Regions from separate parts of the Homo sapiens genome. Here region 1 is linked to region 2. Evidence: read pairs that join two places in POLR2A ChIA-PET (ENCODE). Cell type or tissue: OCI-LY7. All regions are shown on one strand. Region 1 overlaps MGAM (maltase-glucoamylase). Region 2 has its middle 46 kb from the start of PRSS58.

Region 1 (4,000 bases), 200 kb after region 2:
ATAGAGTCCTTTCCCATAGGTATCTGCAAACAAAAAACAAGATAAACATGGCCTGGACCTGTGCTGTAGAACTCTATGCTATAGAATATATAAATGCTGTTCTAATTGCCTACTTGTCTTGTTTGAGAGAGTAAGGCTTATCTTTGTTTTTATTTCTGTCTTTTGAGTGTTCTATTTTAAAATGTAAGTGCTCTTTATGGAGACTAATCAAACCCTGCACCCACACTCAGTTTACACAAAATGCTTGAAATGAATGTGTATAGACACATCTGTCTGACAGAGTCACTTCATATAACACAGTTTCCTGACACCATTTTTAAGTCACTTCTCTTCCTTGTGGTCTACCATCCCAGCATCTTCCTAACCAGCTCAGAATTTCCAGGTTTCTTTTGCTGTATGTACACATCTCCACACACACATTTATATGCATATACATATGCAAACACCAACACTGGTGTCTTGGTGGGTTTATCTTGAGGTATTAGGCAAATTTAAAAATGTGATCTCCAGAGAACAAAGATGATCAAAGAAAAGCCTTCTTTGTCCTTTATCCTAAATGTGTGCCACAGGCCTAGGAAGAATATGAAGTTCAGCACAGCCGGTGAAGGTGAACTAGTCAATAGCTTGGTTTCAAGTATTCCCATCCTACACCCTGCCCTCGTGGCTGTCACACTCTTTCCTGTGTGCTGGCCCCTTTCTTTTTCTTTCACTTTTCTTTTCTTTCTTTCTTTCTTTTTTTTTTTTGAGACAGAGTTTCGCTCTTGTTGCCCAGGCTGGAGTGCAATGGCATGATCTCGGCTCACTGCAACCTCCGCCTCCCGGGTACAAGCAATTCTCCTACCTCAGCCTCCCAAGTAGCTGGGATTACAGGCATGTGCCACCATGCCCAGCTAATTTTTTTGTATTTTTAGTAGAGAGGGGGTTTCTGCATGTTGGTCAGGCTGATCTCGAACTCCCAACCTCAGGTGATCCGGCTGCCTCGGCCTCTCAAAGTGCTGGGATTACAGGCGTGAGGCACTGAGCTCGACTGTGCTGGCCCTTTTCTAAATGACTCACCACTCAGTCAGTTGCCACTGGCTATCCCTTAGAACTGTGCTGTCTAAGATAGCAGTCACTAGTAAAATGTAACACGTTTAAATTTAAGCTTGTTAAGATTGAATAAAATTAAAAATATAATTCTTCAGATGCACTTGTCACACATTTCAAATGCTCGATAGCCTCATATGCCTACTAGATACAATATTGAACAGCAGAAGATATAGAACATTGTCATCACTGCAGAAAGTTCTATTGGATAGCACTTGTCTAGAAATAGCTAATAATTTCTTGAGCAATCCTCCTGAGAGTTTACCAATTCCTATAAACTCCTAATAGAAAATATCCCATAAATAATACAACGGATAGAGGTATTACCCCTCTTACTGGGACAGTAAACCATGTAATTCGGGAATGTGTCCTTGACCATAAATCCTATGAAAGTTTATCTCCGCTGGCTACAAATAAACTTTCCCCATGGCTCCCATATTGCTACCTTCTATAGTGGATTACAAAGGTTGCATAATGGGAGGTGATTCAGAACTGAGCTTCATTTACATGAGGAATAAAGATCATGTCCAATATGGATTATACCCTTGAATTAACAAATGATTATATTTTAAAATGCAAAATTGTTATAATAGGGAAAAGGTGAAAGCAGGCCTGTAAGATAATCCAGGAATGTAGTCAGTGCCATCAGCATGAATCTCAGGCAACCTCTACTCACCAATGCTTTGCCCATCATCCCAGAAGAGCCAGCCCCCAGCAGTTCCTTCATCATCCAAGGCAATTTTGAAGCCCATGAATTTCTGGCGGCTGCAGTGAGCAGGCAGAGAGGCATTAGCTAAAAGTAAAGCCACAGCCACAAACCAAGACTTTACATACAAACATAAAGCAGCAAAGGGAAGTGCTTTGGGGGATAAAGACTGCATACTAGAATTCAAGAGACTTGTGTCTTAGTTCTAATTCTGTCTCTGTCTGGCTCTATGACTTCATATCATGAACAAATGAATTAGTGAATGAATCAAGAGGATTCTGCTTTAAGGCTCTTAAAATAATGACAACCAGACTAACTGGGTTCTTTCTTTTCCTTTTGAAAGGAAAATCCTGATGCTGAAAATCTGTTTTCGTGACCTAATATCTGAAACATATACAGGGAGTTCTATTTTCAAATGTCCTAAGTTCTTCATTTTTATTTAAATCTTTAGAATCAAATGAATAGGGAGTCTAAGAATGTTAGTATTGATACCAGAGAGATGTGAATTTTAGTCCGCATTCATGTACTTAGTAGCTGTGTGACTCTGAGCAAATCACTTAGCCTTTTTGCTCATCTATGAAATGGTGGTAACAGTACTAACCTCACAGAATTTATGTTTTCCTTTTGCTAAGAAAAAATAGATAATTTCCACATGGAAATGCCCATATTCATATAGTTCTAGGCACAGGGCAAGCACTCACTGGATGTTAGCTATGGTTAATTTATACATAGACTTTGATCTAGAATTTTAACATCTTGTAGAGGAATAAACAATTTTTCAGCAATAGTTTTATTAGGAAATATTCAATCAGACCCAATAGTATACTAAAACTATTATGAATCGTGGTGGCTCCTATTTTGACTTCCATTTCAATTGTGAGATTGAAAGATGACACTCTTAGACCTATCAACTCACCCACTTAGACATAAAAGAGCTGTTAATAATTAGTCGAAGAGTATAGAGTCTGAAAAAGGTTAAAATACAAACAAGCAAACAAAGAAAAAACAAGTGTTGAGTAGAATTGCATGTGGGTTTGAGAGTGATGCTTACATTTTGGTGGACTTCATTACAAATTGTTGAGCTAACTGACATGTAAAGGAAAACCTGAGTCCTGTCACTTACCTTAAGTGGGTGTTCAGTGCAGGCTCTTGCCAGGGCAGGATGTAGCCCCCACGGACATGAAGATTAATGTGGTCAAGAGGGGCTGGCAAGGTCTTCCACTCTCCTCTTGCATTAATATCCACACCCTGGAGGCAGAAGAAGGTAAGAGATGACTAAGGAGAGGACAGGCCCCTCCCTGAACAATGCATCCTGCCAGACATCTCATCCTCCCTTCTGAACTTATGCCTGCTCATCACCCTTTGCAACATACCTGCCATTACCCATTCTGCATTCACCCAGTGCTGCAAGAAATCTTGCAAGGCTGCTATAATATCTTGTTAGGGTCTCTTGCCTTTGCTTCCACTGTACAAACTACATTTGCCTGATGTGTGACAGGAAGAGGTGCTACTCTCTCACCTGTATCAGAACCTAAGGGACCATGCTTCCATCCTACATGTTCTCAACTAGAGCAGGGCTTTTCAGTCTCAGCACTATTGAGATTTGGGGCCAGACAATTCTCTGGCGATGGGGCTATCCTGTGCCTTTTGATATTTAGCAGAATCCTCGGATGTCAGCCGCATCACCTCCTCACCCCCACTCTGTTGTGACAACCAAAAATATCTCCAGGCATTGCCAAATGTCCCCTGGTAGGCAAAATCCTCTCATTTCAGAGCTGCTACTTTACAGGTAAGAAGCAGTTATTGTTGACAACAAGCGAACAAATATGCATGGCTGTGTTCCAATAAAACTTTATTTGCAAATCAGCTAACAACCAGATTTGGCTGTGGGCCATAGTTTTTGCCAGCTTGTGCTCTAGAATGAGTAATAGTTACCCAAACTTGGGAAGATTAATTAAGGTGACACTTCTTCATTAATATTAACTATGAAATTCATCTTCATTTTAATTAAACATCAAAATTTCATCTTTTTCTAAATAGCTTGCTCCATGATTTCTTTTGTCTTTTCCTCTTCAACCAAAGACATCTTCTGTTAGTGAATGGGAGACTCAACATGCACACTCAGGACAAAGGCCAGTCTCACGTAAAGAAAGCTGGCCACCTCTTCCTGGGAAACGCCTGGCTGGGACACACATAGCAGAGCCTTAA
Region 2 (4,000 bases):
ACTTAATCCACAAAAAGGTGGAGAGTTGTAGGGGCAAAAGGAATGAGACAGAAAGCTGCAGAAGAACTAGAACACGTCGAACTGAATGATACCAGGATGCATATTTTGAACATGGGTCATATTTTTGGCTGTCCAATATTTAAACCCCATCTTATATTTGAGCAATTCCCCAAAGTTTGCATCTTGGCGGGAAAAGCAAGTGTGTTGATATGTTTATAAGCAAAACCTTCCACCCTTCTAGAACCAAACTCTCCATCTCTGCCTCTTCTTTTTCACTTCTCATGAGAATATCACTCCACCTGGCAGAGCTGTCTCCCTCTTCCAGCTTCCCAAGAACGCACGGGAAATCTGTCCTGTCTCCTCTGGCGGAATAGAATGGATGAACAACTTCTTGTGTCCAATTACGTCAAATTTAGTTTCCTGAGCAGGGTCTTAGGAAGATTTCATTTCACCTGATTCTGTTTCTCTCTTCACACATGCTCAACACTGGGTTTCCAGGTTTGCAAGGGGACGAGGGCCATGGTTTCACTTCCATTCTATCAGCTGGCTGCTAGTTACTCGAGACTCTGACCCTGATTTAAAAAAAAAAAAATTATTTCATGCTGACAAAAATACAAAAGTCAACATTGCATATCAGCTCATGGGATCATATCCCTGCAGGTTGACCAGCAGCTGCCAGTTTTCCAAATGAAATTCAGACCAAAATCAGATAAGACATCCTGTCTCAGGCCAGGTGTCCCTCACCTTTGCAGAGCATCAGTTCATGCTATTTGCCTGTTGAGCTATTAAAATCTCGCTTGTTCACTTAAAACATTTACATTTATTATTTCTATTATTATATGAATCACAAATGTTTAACCCACAGTCATTTTTTAGCAACAATTAACACAAATTCAATGCAATGCCATGATGGATAGAGATTATTTATTAACAATGAAAAATGATTATACGTCATCTTATTTTTGTTACTGAGAAGAAGTTCTAGATTTTTTGTGAGGGTAGGAGTTTGAAAAGTCCAGGGGGACCCTGCCTCTCCAACCCTACGTTAGTTAGTCACTTTAGATATTTAATATTGAGCTTAGAAGTGTGTGTTTCCCATAGTCTGGTTTTAGGACTTTAGCTGATTTGAAAATGGCCCATACTACAGAAAGTTAAGAAATTTAGATTCTAGCATATAGAAATGAGATTCCTATCTTCAATACCTTCTTTTGTTCCATTCCAAAATAAACTGCAAAATTAACCTCCACAGGACAGCTAACGGTTTTCCTGTTAAACTGTTTGGCTAGACTTTCACTTCCGGGCAGCATGCTAGAATATGCATAGTAGAGTATAGAGATATTCTGAAGCTCCCTCCTACTGAATAACTAGAGCCTATAGAAAATGTATCTTTGCTGTATTTTTGGATTTCCAAGAAGTAAGGGAAATTCCAAATGCTTTTTGAAAAGGCGAAACAGGAGGCTGTAGTCAAAACAAAATGAAGAGCCTGTTTCAGATGTGCATCCTGGAGGTCTGTCCACGCCACCTTCTTTCCCATCTCCAGGTGTTTGGCATCATCTTTTGATATCTGGACAAGTCTAGCTTCCATGGGTCTTGGTAGACAGGGATAGATATTGAAGCTGGAAGCTGGAAGGGAGTCTGGTGAGGCTGTTTTGATAGAACCATTAGCTCAGACCCAGGAGACAGGTTTCCTATCCTTCGAAGAAGCCCTCACTCCAAGAACTTAGAGGAACATTCAGAAGAGGAAAAAGAAAAAAAAAAACCCTTTCTAGCTTAGGTTTTTCATCATTTAGAGTCAGGAGAATGGTGCTCCAGGTATTCTTTGGTCTGATAGGTAGATTTCCCTTGGTAATTACTCTCTTTGCAAGATCCCTCAAGGAAGCCCTGATTTGTCAGGCTCACTGCCCAGGTTCCAGGAAGTCATTTCATGGCAGGATTGAACTGGAGAAGAGGCCCAGCATCCAGAGCCTCTCTTATTCCTCTCAGGAAGAGTTCCTCCACTGGCATCTGCTTGTGAGCTCTGCTCTTTCCCAGCTCAAATTCTCTCCCTTTCTCATCCCATGCAGGTTCACATGCAACAAATCTGGCAGTCTAGGCTCTTTGCTAGATCAAAAGCACCTGCACAGCAAGGCAAATGAATAGTCTATATTTATCCTCTCACATTTCAGCATTAACACAGCTTCTGCAGACCACATTTTCCCCTGTTGTAAATAAACCCAATATTTCTTTTAACTGTCTCCCATCCTGAGAATGCTCTGCCCTTCCTCTGAGTTCCCTTAATCTCAGTAGAGTCACAGCTCCTCCTTGTGGTAAAAGGTCAAACGTGTCAAGACTCTGTCCCATGGTGGACCAAAGGCAGAAGGGTAATAGAACTCTTAGAAATAGAGATAATCTGGCCGGGAATGGAGGCTCATGCCTGTAATCCCAACACTTTGGGAGGCCGAGGCGGGCGAATCATGAGGTCAAGAGGCCAAGACTATCCTGGCCAACATGGTGAAACCCCATCTCTACTAAAAATACAAAAATTAGCTGGGTGTGGTGGTGCACGCCTGTAATCCCAGCTACTCCGGAGGCTGAGGCAGGAGAATCGCTTGAACCCCGGAGGCAGAGGTTACAGTGAGCTGAGATCGCCCCACTGCACTCCAGCCTGGGTGACAGAGTGAGAATCTGTCTCAAAAAGAAAAAAAAAAAGGGAAGGCAGAGAGGTTCACTCCTTCCTTTCTTCAAGATACTTCTACCTAAAATAAAAACATAAAACATTGCACCTCACCTTTAATAAATATAGAAACTGGCTTTCAGAGTTAATAGACTGATTTTTTGCAGAACAACACTCCCACCAAAAACAACTAGAAAAACTTAACAAAATATAAAAATAAACGTTTGAAGGCACTTGGAGCTACTGAGGCAGTAAGAACTTAAGGGATTGGGATCTCAACGAGAAAGGAGAGATCTAACAGACCACTTTCGCCTTAAGTCATTTGCCAGTTTTATATCGTTGGCTAAGTAGCTGAGAAGAAAAGGGAAGACTGAGAGTGTAGCAGGCTTTGAGGAGCATCCACCACCTTTCTGGTCTGGAGAACATTTACGTTCAGTGACTACTGAATAGGAGAGGAGCCTGGCAAAGACCCCAGTCCTTGGTGCTGGGGGTAGAAGCAGGGATTGACTGAAAATGAGCATGAAGGAACTTTCCGGGTGGGGAAAGATGAAATGTTTTAGAGCTGGATCATGGTGATTGTTGCACAACTCCACAAATTTATCAAAATTCATTGAATTGCATGCTTGCAATGGGCAAATATTATGTTATGTAATTTACAATTTGATTTAGCTGTTAAACTTCAGACATCTAGTTGGAACTTACATGGCTAAGAGCAAAGGCGAGCAGCCATCATGCAGGCTGAAGCTCAGGTCTGATCCAGCTCATTCATCAGCTCAATTAAGGTGATCCGCCCCTGCTACAATCCCAGCAGAAGCAAAAGTGAATCATTTGAGGAAGATGAAATCATTCAGAGCCTCAAATTATCTCTATAGTTTTTATATACAATATCCGGCATTCAAGTAAATTACTAGTTGTATGAGAAAACAAAATCACGTGCCCAGAAACTGAACAGAGAAAACAGACAAAAGAAATAGACCCAAACAGATTCAGATGTTAAAGTTATCAAAAAGTGGCTTTAAAATGACAGATGTTAATATAGTCAACAAAGTAAATGACAAAATATGCAATTTTAGCAAACAACTGGAAATTGTAGCAAGATTTAAATGGAAATTCCAGAACTGAAATATATAAAATACCTAAAATTTAGACTTCAATAGGTATGTTTAAAAGAGGAATAATTTCTTAAATGAAACTCAAGAAGTTAATCTGGCTGCTTCAGGTTAAGTTGAAAGTGACAAATTCATTCCTGCCTCTGCCTCTAGGTGTCTCTTGACTTTTGCTGCTGAATTCTGTTCCTGCACTGCCTTGCTTTATTCTGGCGATTCTCATGCTGGTCTAGAACTCTGT

Evidence for each region. ChIA-PET counts read pairs that join two places held together with the same protein. Peaks named below come from ENCODE experiments on the same cell type or tissue, not always from the same donor. Only the 100,000 strongest peaks of a DNase experiment are listed, where the experiment ranks them.
Region 1: POLR2A ChIA-PET joins it to region 2 with 7 read pairs; 2 of 35 experiments call an interaction of 5 or more read pairs at or near these places.

Annotation. Positions count from the first base shown.
Region 1 is chr7:142,098,653-142,102,652 of GRCh38, reverse strand. It overlaps MGAM (maltase-glucoamylase), which reads right to left. Exons shown (of 71, transcript NM_001365693.1): 67 at 2,916-3,040; 68 at 1,763-1,851; 69 at 1-23. Among named protein-coding and RNA genes, the nearest start is that of MGAM2, 11 kb to the left of the region's middle. In OCI-LY7, no CTCF peak of the experiment used is centred here; no DNase peak of the experiment used is centred here.
Region 2 is chr7:142,302,064-142,306,063 of GRCh38, reverse strand. It overlaps TRB. Among named protein-coding and RNA genes, the nearest start is that of PRSS58, 46 kb to the right of the region's middle. In OCI-LY7, CTCF peaks have their summits at 2,099, 2,300 (motif pointing left), 3,713 and 3,921; DNase peaks (open chromatin) are centred at 513, 2,273 and 3,923; H3K4me3 peaks cover 2,084 bases; H3K27ac peaks cover 3,034 bases.